Linked DNA regions of Mus musculus: region 1 is linked to region 2. The links are chromatin loops, found by intact Hi-C in ENCODE. Cell type or tissue: gastrocnemius. All regions are shown on one strand.

Evidence for each region. A loop is a pair of places that touch in the nucleus more often than their neighbours do. Peaks named below come from ENCODE experiments on the same cell type or tissue, not always from the same donor. Only the 100,000 strongest peaks of a DNase experiment are listed, where the experiment ranks them.
Region 1: a loop joins it to region 2, with 2.1 times the contacts of the local background. A loop is called at or near these places in 1 of 42 quality-filtered maps.

The regions. Positions count from the first base shown.
Region 1 is chr3:126,660,235-126,665,234 of GRCm38, reverse strand. All of the region lies in intron 2 of Camk2d (calcium/calmodulin-dependent protein kinase II, delta), which reads right to left. Among named protein-coding and RNA genes, the nearest start is that of Gm15551, 6.2 kb to the left of the region's middle. In gastrocnemius, no CTCF peak of the experiment used is centred here; no DNase peak of the experiment used is centred here; H3K4me3 peaks cover 1,410 bases; H3K27ac peaks cover 2,125 bases.
Region 2 is chr3:126,742,190-126,747,189 of GRCm38, reverse strand. All of the region lies in intron 4 of Camk2d (calcium/calmodulin-dependent protein kinase II, delta), which reads right to left. Among named protein-coding and RNA genes, the nearest start is that of Gm15551, 76 kb to the right of the region's middle. In gastrocnemius, no CTCF peak of the experiment used is centred here; DNase peaks (open chromatin) are centred at 556 and 2,547; H3K4me3 peaks cover 276 bases; H3K27ac peaks cover 1,216 bases.

The sequences.
Region 1 (5,000 bases), 82 kb after region 2:
ACACACACACACAGAGAGAGAGAGAGAGAGAGAGAACGGTTGTGTGGTATGCATTTGTGTGTGTGTGGAGAGAGAGAAAGGGGGGAGGAGAGAAGAAACAGAAAATATGCCCTAAGTATAGTGCACAATGATCTTTTACAAAACAAACATTCATTCAACCAGTACCCAGATCAAGAAACACTATGAGCCCCCCAAGCTCCCAGCCCTGTCTTCTACCCCACAATGCCCAGTATTTTGACTAATAATAGCAGAAATTCAGCTTATTTTTAGAATTTATGCAAAAATACCTACACACTCTGCATTGAACCTTAGAGGTGTGCATTTTCTCCTTTTATCTGGAAGGCATTTCACTGACATGATACTACTCTGGACGTCTGTCCATTAGTGGAAAGAACTACAGACTCCATGGATGGATGAACATTGATGCTAAAGAGATAATTAAGCTTTCTAAAACATGGTATCAGAAACATGATTTACTCTCTGATCATGGAGTAGATGAATGGAGGGTGAGGTCAAAAGAAGCTGAAGTTTACTACACACACCAGTCAGAACTCAGTTTCTTCTAACATGACTCGTCAAGAATAGATAAATGCACAAATCAAATCACGTAAAAGGGAAATAGAAAAACAGTTCCGTCGTATCACTCAAGCAACGGATAGAGGGGAATCAAAAATCTTCAAGTTATATAACTTTGTGCAATAAAGTGCAATAAATCTCATTTCAAAACGAAACCAAACTGGAAAATCCTTAATATGGGAAAAGCACCAGCAAGGAACTACCAAACTTCCCTTCCAGTATAAAACTGAATGTCTTGCACTCATACAATTTTTGTTATAAGTTCGACTTTACAGCGTCTGTCAAACAGCAACTTCTTTTTTTAGAAGAAAACCAAGTCGGAGCCATTTAAATCAAAAGACATGGACAGAGGAGAAGGAGACAGAAAGCACTGCCTACACTTCTGATCTGAAAAAGACACAGTCTCTAATAGAAACCAAACATATCTGGTATGATGTTTCTCTCCAAAATTCTCTGAAACAAAAAGGGATGGATTTAGAGATTAAGCAGGCGAGTAGAGGCTTAGCTATAACCAACACTAACAGGACAAACAACCTGGACTGCCAGAGGTGTCCTCTCCTGCCTATCACACACCCCATGGTAACCGGACTCTTCCTGGTTAAGCCTCTCTTGCTTTTGGTTCGAAATGCAGTTTTCCAATGAATAAGGCATAGACTGAGAAAAAAATCCTTTATGCTTCAGATCTCCCTTCAGCTTGTGTGTTTTGTCTTTTTTTATACATTCTGCTTGAGGTCTTTTCACCAGGTCAGATTCTTCAGAAACAGATGCTGAAATGTCATGTGTGGTGCAAATTATTTTCAGGTTACGACCTCCAAGATTGTATTGCTAGATCTCGAGAAAGAGAGAGTATAAGCCAAGCCATATAAGAAGCAAACTGAAAGCAAAACCGTTAAAGTTTCTGTCTGGCCAGGAGCTTCAGAGTAAATCAGTGTGGTCCACAGCTGGGACCTCAGTTCCCATTGTGGTCATGAGATGCGAGAAGCCACAGGAGGGTTATGATCACTTTAGGACCAGCTGATTGTTCCTGAAGCTGACCCTGACCTAGAGTCTGTGCTGGCTATGATGCGGTCTTCATCAGAAAGGGAGACAAAGATCTGCCACAGCACTTGAGTGGGGCATGTGAAATATATCTTAGCAGTAGTTTAATAGGTGGGAAATGGGAGTTGAAAGGACATTGATGATGGCACGTTTGGAGTAAGTTCCTCTTAGTGACTACCCAGTCATAGACTGTTGATTTGACAGATGAGGACACTAAGGAACACAGTGGGAAAATGAGCCTTGTCAAATGGAACTAGAACAAATATCCCTGGTGTCACTGCCTGAAGATGAGTGGCTCCCTTATGAGCACTGACTGAAGGCTCCATCTCATGAGGTCTGGAGAGTCAACTTTTAATGAAAGCTCTGACCTGCAGAACACCTTTCTTGGGGCTGTGCATTGGTCTATTAATTACTCACTAATTAATCTTCTTTTTTTTTTCTTCATGAGAGAGGTAGGTCACAAACAGCATTACCTCCTACAGCCATTCTTCGATTAAAGAATACTGGAAGACTCAGGAGTTTTCAGGTTCCTGTTAACTAAGTGCTCGTTTTACTGATAGTGACACATCGGCTTAAGCTATTTCTCTTTCTTTTGCAATCGTCTTATCATATATGATACTGCAGTATACAAGATTTTAAAAAATCTAAAAATCTTTATATTCTTCATTTTCAATCCAAATACAATAAATGGCACAGGCATCCTAAGTCCCGCTAAGCACAGGACAATTCAGGCTCTTGACAAGGTACACCTCTCATCTCAAATTGTTTCTAGAGTTTACTCCATTTAATAGATGATAATAAATTGAGTAGCAAAACAACCAAACAAATAAAAACAAATAAACAAACAGAGCCACACATACCATGGCTAAAAACCTGGTTAAACTACCATTTAACTAAGTGGTCTGCTGAAATGTAAATAATTGACATTAGTTAATATTTTACTTAATTTAAAAATAAAAAAACAAAAACAGACTTCTTGAGTTCTACTTCATAATTGGTTAGTTTTATAATGTCAGTATATATGTTTTCCTAATTTAAGAAATAGTCATACTTAAAACTTCAGCTCTGAGTATTGTGACACACACATTTAATCCCAGCACTCTGAGGCAGAGGCAGGAGGATCTCTGTGAGGTCAAGATGAGCCTAATAATATCTATATCTACATATTAAGTCTCAGGCCAGTCAGGGCTATATACTAAGACCCTGTCTCTCAAAAGACAAAACAAAACAAAGCAAATCAAAGCATGGGTTACAGGACCACATGAATTAGGTCAGCCCTTTCTTTTCCTTGTTTACACTATAAAAGAAGATGTTTTACAGGATGCTATGGGTTGGACGTGGTTCATATCCCCAAAGGTTCCTATGCTTGGACTACAACAGCAACACTGAACAGTACTAGAACCTCTTAAAAGATGAGACCCAGTGGGAGGTGTTCAGTCACCAGAGACACCACATCTCATGAGAGTGATTGAAACCTCAGAGGAATAAATGGGTTACCACAAGACCAAAAGCATGATGGGCTATCTCTATTGGTCTTCTTGCTTCCTCCTGTGTAAATGACTCTACCCATTGACGGTAAGCGGTACCATGTTCTCAGGCCCCTAGAGATCAAAACAGATATGGAACAGGAACTAAGTAGACCTCTTTACAGGGTGCAAGGCTTTGGTGTTTCACTAACAGAAAACTGACAACATAAAACAGAATACATGGGGTAAGAAGAAGAATTAAGTTATATGTTTCACACATGCACACACACACACACACACACACACGGAGGGCAAGCTAGAACTTTGTACCACAGAGAAACAAGCCAAAGGTTTCAGATGTTTGGGGTTATTAGGACAAACAATATTTTATATCAGTGTATTGACTTTTTAAACGAATTTTCAAATACTAGCAATGGTATACGAGCAAAACAGGTATTCAAAACTTTTTGAATTGATGTAGAAAGTCACTTCGGCTTCTTTTTTTTTTTTTTAGCTGCAAAATGTTAGTTACCATTTACCGTTCCTGCACATATTCTCAATCTGTAAGCCTTTCAGTTGGGTTCCCTGCTGCCTTTCTGTGCCCTGCAGACATACCCTTGTAGTCAGGAAAACCTCGGTGCCGTGCAGAACAGGCCAAGCTCGTCAGTTTTCCTGTTTCTCTGGTCCAACCCAACGTCCAGCTCTCTCAGACAACCTCTTTCTCTCAGGCTCTGCTTTGGAGAAACCAGGCAGAGACCTTTACTTTGGCCTTTTTAAATTTCATTTGAAAGTAGGAATTTGACCATCCCGCATCAGTTCAGTCTACATAGCATTCTTAACTATCACTGTGCATGAAGTTTTCATTCAAGTGTTCTGCAAACCGAGCTGAAGTGAGTCACCAGGGCTGCCGCATCAAAGAGGCCCTAAGAACACAGGGTAACAAACAGGTCTGGATCCCATGTTTTCCTCGTAGCTGCATGAGTCCAGTCATCAGCTAGTTCCCTTAAATACACATGAGTCAGATGCTCGACAGTGAAGGAGGTACAGGGAATTAGTCAGCGTTCCTCCAACATGAGAAAACTGCCTTCTTTCTGAATTCAAGGTAAGAAAGGTCAGAGAAAATATTCTAAGTGCAACCAATACATTTTTTTCCCCATTCAAGACATTTAATCCGTGATCTCAGCTCCAAGTAATAGGCTCTGTGAACTTATTTTTGCCACCCACCTCTTATCACACAGATGAGAGAAACTATTTCAAGTGGGTGTGATGGCTTCGTTTCAAGCATTTCAAAATCCTCCGCCACCTGCACAGGAAACTCTGACTGAAAACCAGACAGGTTCCTGCTGAGCAGCTAGGATGTGGCAGGTGAGGCCAGGGTTACATCTAGTTATCAGACTGAAATCAACAAGTGGGACAGGCTAGTCCTGGAGGGCACAGGACATGGTGGGCAGGACCCTGGCCATCTAAGACCCAGCCTAACTCACTGCTGACTGTGTTACATGCACTGGATAGGCCATGCTGAGGCAACAATGATACCAAGTAGACACCTATCCCAGAAAAGCCCAGTAGGCAAAGAGTGGAAGTCACCAAGAGCAAGCAACAGCACATGACGGAAGGAACACCCGACACAGGGATATGCTTACCACTGTGGGGACAAGACAGAAAAAACAAAAGCAAGGACGAGGTGAGGGAGTAGAGCATGGCCTTGTGAGTGTGTAGAGGTTTTTCCACTTTGAAGGGGACGAAGTGAGATTGTGACAAAGAGCAAGCACAGCATGACTCATAATCAGGAAGAAACCTACTCAGAGGGCTTGGAGAACAGTGAAGAGTACGAAATGTTTGTCTGTGGACCACAACCTCGAAGGTGAGCCAAAAAGAGTTGAGGTAACTCTGTGATAAACAGCCAGGACGTTCTATTGC
Region 2 (5,000 bases):
GGACAGTCAGGGCTATACAGAGAAACCCTGTCTCGAAAAAACAAAACAAAACAAAAAACAAAAGAAAGAAAGAAAAAAGAAAGAAAGAAAGAAAGAAAGAAAGAAAGAGAAAGAGAAAGAAAGAGAGAAAGACAGAAAGAAAGAGAGAAAGAGAGAAAGACAGACAGAAAGAAAGAAAGAAAGGAAGAAAGAAAGAAAGAAAGAAAGAAAGAAAGAAAGAAAGAAAGAAAGACCTTCCCTTAAATAGTAGCATGAATCTTATATACATGGGTGATTATAAGAAACTAGATGATATTTCTTCTCCCCATTGCCTGGTCACATGATCATTTAAGTAACAGGCACGGACTTCATGAAACAGGTAATGTGTGAAAGAGCAGTGATGCCCAGGAATCACAGCGATTTCGCTTACCTGCTACCCAGGTAAAATGTCGCTTTTACTGTATTTACAGTATACACAGTAGGCAGTGTTAGAAGCTCAGACAGTCTCTGAATCCAGCCCCTACTGCTTGACAAATATGTGCTATTCCATGGCACTCTGCCAGTGGAAATGCCCGGGTGATAATCAGAGGTCACAGCTTTATTTAACACAGTCACACACACCGAATGGGAGGAGACAGACTGTCCTCCCGTGACTGTTCAGCAGCCCTCTGGAGTCCAATCTTGCCTTTAAAAGGTGGGGCTCACCAAGTGGCTTAAAACAGGTCTCATCTTTCATCAAGGGCTTCTAATTTTAAATTGCTGCATGCTAAATTTTCTCTGAACTGTCACCTTGAAGCTCCACCCACTTCGTTCGGATGAACCACTGGTTTTTGATGAGAATTTCCCAGGGCTGTGACTTCCCTGTGTACACTCTGATATGCAGCCTGCACAGGATGCACAGCAATGAGAACGGAATCATCAGCCGAATAAAAGCCTCCATTATCAAGTTTTGGTAGGTTTCATGTAAGAAATTAATCTAAAATATTCTAATATAACTGATACTGCTCTCGGTGATAAAAATAATTCCCTTAGAGAAATTAAAATCAGAATAAATAATTTCCTGGAATAACAAGCAAGAATTCTTCTTTAATGCTACTGTGAAATGCCCTGTAGTGGCATTATGATGAGACAAAACCCACAATAGGTGACATCACACTCATTTACATCTATAAAGGAAACTCATCTCCTTTACAGAGTAGGATTCTCCTGATAACTTTTCCCGGATCCAACATTCTCTAGGAACACTGCCAGCAGGAAAACCCAACCTATTAGCTGCTGTTGAAAGCACTCATGGTTTGAAATGGGACCACTTGGGGATAAAGAATGCAATTTTCGTTTTTATTACTACCGTTAAATGCATATAAAACAAGGGCACAGACAAAATGCACTGACAAAAGCAGGTATCTAACTTGTTTCTTGGTATTTATGTTACCTGGACATGTCCTTTATTCCTACCACGTGCTAATACACGTGGACTAAAGATGGGCATGACAGACTGAGTTAGGGGACTCACACAGGGCGACTGTGTAAGTTGGAGGTCTGGAGAGGACAGAGGACAGATGTTCCTGGGCTTCTTCCCGGGTCCTGATGATCAGGGCAGAAAATCCTGTATAGGCATGTGCTTTTATAACAAGCCTCCTAATTCTGATGAAGCAGCGAAAGGGTGAGTAAGCAAAGAGCCTACTTATTCTCATCTAATGAAAGCAAATCTTGACTGTCACTGTTGCTCCATCCATAGAAATGCATGCATACTTCAAGACCAGTCATGAGCACTGTGGTTTATTAGGTACTAGTTAGGAAGGTGTTTTTCATCCTCTAGACTCCCTGATCTCTTTCAGCTTACCCCCAGTTGCTTCATCATACACAATTGCATCCGCTCCCACCCCTTCTTCTCTGAAACAGTATGATAGGAAAGAAGTCGATACAATTCAAAACTGTGTTTGTTTCCATAGAACTCAGAATTTTTAAACTACAGTAACACTTATCAAGTGCTATTCTCCCTCAAATACTTCTTTGGCAAAGTTTACACCAACAGAGCTATTTAATTCTTCTGGACAATGTGTGATATTGTTATTTTGGTCAAAACAATCAACAAAATTAAGGTTCCAAGAAGCAAAGCAGACTGCTCAAAATTGGAGTAGAAGTAATCGGCAGAAGGGCAGGTCAAACCTACACACTTGATTTCAGGGCTCTGCCTCCTGCTTTACAGCCACAGCACTGGTTCCATATGAATAACAACTGAAGTGGAAAAAGCCACATTAGCATACACAAACAGAATCAAACAAAAGCTGATAGTTACCCCAGACCATACCAGGGGAGGCCTCCTCATATCCTTCCTATTCTATGCTGGGCTGATTTCCCCCTCTAATGTTTCCTCTCTAGTCTCCTAGTTTCTCTTTCTTGCTTTTGCTTCTGGTTTAACTAAGGATTTGTAGCCAAAGGGACTATGTGTGGCTTATGGAGGAAAGCAAGAGGTTCCTTGACAGGATTTTGGCCATCTCAGAGAAACACACAACATGGGGGATGGGGGTGGAGGAGCTTTCTCTCCTAGGGGAAGCAGTGATGGCTCAGTCGCTAATTCCAGAGCCTGCTGAGGCTGGACTCATAGGTGAGTCACTCTCTCTCTCCTTGTCCAAGCAGGACTCAGCAGATGCTGTCCTTGCTCATCGCCTCACTTTGGCCAATGATACAGCTCCAGACTGTACCAGTTATTTTGAACAACTCCCAGTTAAATCTGATGTGTTCATTTACTAATCACCTGACAGTTTTCCATTCCAAGGCAAAATAAAATAAATTAAATAGTTTGCTTGTTCGTTATCTATGGATTAACACCAAGCACTGTTTGAATTTAAAAACTCAAAAATTGAGTAATACATAGGCAATAATAAAAAGATTATATTTTGTTATAATTAAACATGTTACTTAAGGCTTGAAGATGCACTTCTAGAGTGATCTTTTTCCCCATAAACATCACTCTTTGTTCCACTCAAGCCTTTTGCATATTCATTTGTATATACACACAAAGAACCTTTACATTTACAAACATATATATATTATGGGATGCATGTATATAAATCATATATAGACTTTGCATATGATAAAACATACCCTGTTATTAATAGAATTCATAGATGTTATATAATTTCATAATGTTTTTAATATTGCTGTATGCATCTATGGTGGTTTGAATAGTAATGTTCCCTCCCAATAGGCTCATATACTTGAATGTTTGGTCATTTGAATGTTTGTTGGTGCTACTTGAGAGGAATTAGGGGTGTGGCCTTGTTGGAGTAGGCGTGGCCTTGTTGGAGGAAGTGTGTCACTGGAGGGTGGGCTTCTGGGTTTCCAAAGCTCAAGCCTGGCCTACAGTTTCTCTTCCTTTCCTACTGCCTGCAGGTTAAAAGTTTAACTCTCAATGTCTCCAGAACTATGTCTGTTACATGCTGCCATGCTCCCTGCCATGAAGATGATGAAGAAAACCTCTAAAATTGTAAGCCAGCCCTAATTCAATGATTTCTTTTACAAGCATTGCTATGGTCGTGGCATCTCTTTGCAGCAATAGAACAGTGACTATGACAACATCTTCAGTCCTTTCAAACTTCAGCACAGAAAGCCATGAATGGCTCACAAGACAGTTAGGTGAGTAAAGGCAGTAGTGTTCAAGGCTGATGCACTAAGTTTGGTTCTTGGGATCCACAGGATAGAAGGAGAGAATTAGTTCCTCCAAGTAGTCCGCTAACCAGCACACACGAACTCCCAACCACTCTGTCACACAGACATGAATGTATGAATAAATAAATGTAATTTTTTTTTTTTTTTGGTTTTTCGAGACAGGGTTTCTCTGTGTAGCCCTGGCTGTCCTGGAACTCACTCTGTAGACCAGGCTGGCCTAGAACTCAGAAATCCGCATGCCTCTGCCTCCTGAGTGCTGGGATTAAAGGCGTGCGCCATCACACCCGGCTAAATGTAATATTTTTAAAGGCAATAAGGAGAAGAAAATCCATCCAGCAGAAATCCATGGAATTATTTGAGTTCCTATGATAATGACTGAACTAAAAATGCTAAGCTTTGGCTTTATAATACACTTCAGCATAAAGACCATCACCCAGGAAAAATAGTAACAATTACCAATTTTTATTGGTAAAGGTAACTTTTAAATATTGTTTCTCATATTAGAAAAGAAGGTTTGATGTTTCGATCAAGTCTGATAACCAGCACCCATCATTCCCTGTTCTGATTCTCCATTTTGGCAATTCCATTTTCTTCTCTTCCAAGGTAGTTTTGTTCTTGGCTTGTTTTCTGGCATCCTCTCATCTTCTGTAGTGGATTTGGATCTTTTACCTATTTGAATTTCATTTCTGCTGAGCTAACTGCTCTCCATTTCTCCATTGCAAGCCATTTCCCCCTACTCTTGTCCCATGTGGCCTACCCTGCTTAAGTAGCGCACTTCTAGATCAATGGGCTGACAATTAATTCCTCTGGTCACATTAATTGGTTCAAAGAGGGAAAAATACAAGTCACATTTAATATGACTGTTGGTAGTCACTGCACATAGACTCTGGAGTGAGACTTACTGCTGTGTGGTAAGGATCTTTGAAGAGCTGGGGAAAGAGAAACCATGATCAGAATATATTGTATGGAAAAAAAGCATTTTCAAAAAGAGCTCTAATCGCTAAATTGCAGGAGGCATGTGATGAACAGCTATACTGATAAACAGAGAAAGCATATGGGTCCAGCTAAACTTCAGTAGCCTATCATTGGGTGTTGAGATCAAGTATATTTATGAATATTTCAATTACTTAAGAGAATATATATATTTTAACGCAACAGCCTAGGTTGTGAGGCTCAGTTTATCTCTTCTTTCCCCAAGATTAGGGTGAGTCAGTTGGATTTTGTTTGGATAACCTAGGGTTCCCCACCTAATTCAATAAATAAGTTTTCTGGATTTTGTTTGAATAACCTAGGGTTCCCCACCTAATTCAATAAATAAGTTTTCTCCAGTACTAATGACTGAAGGTCTG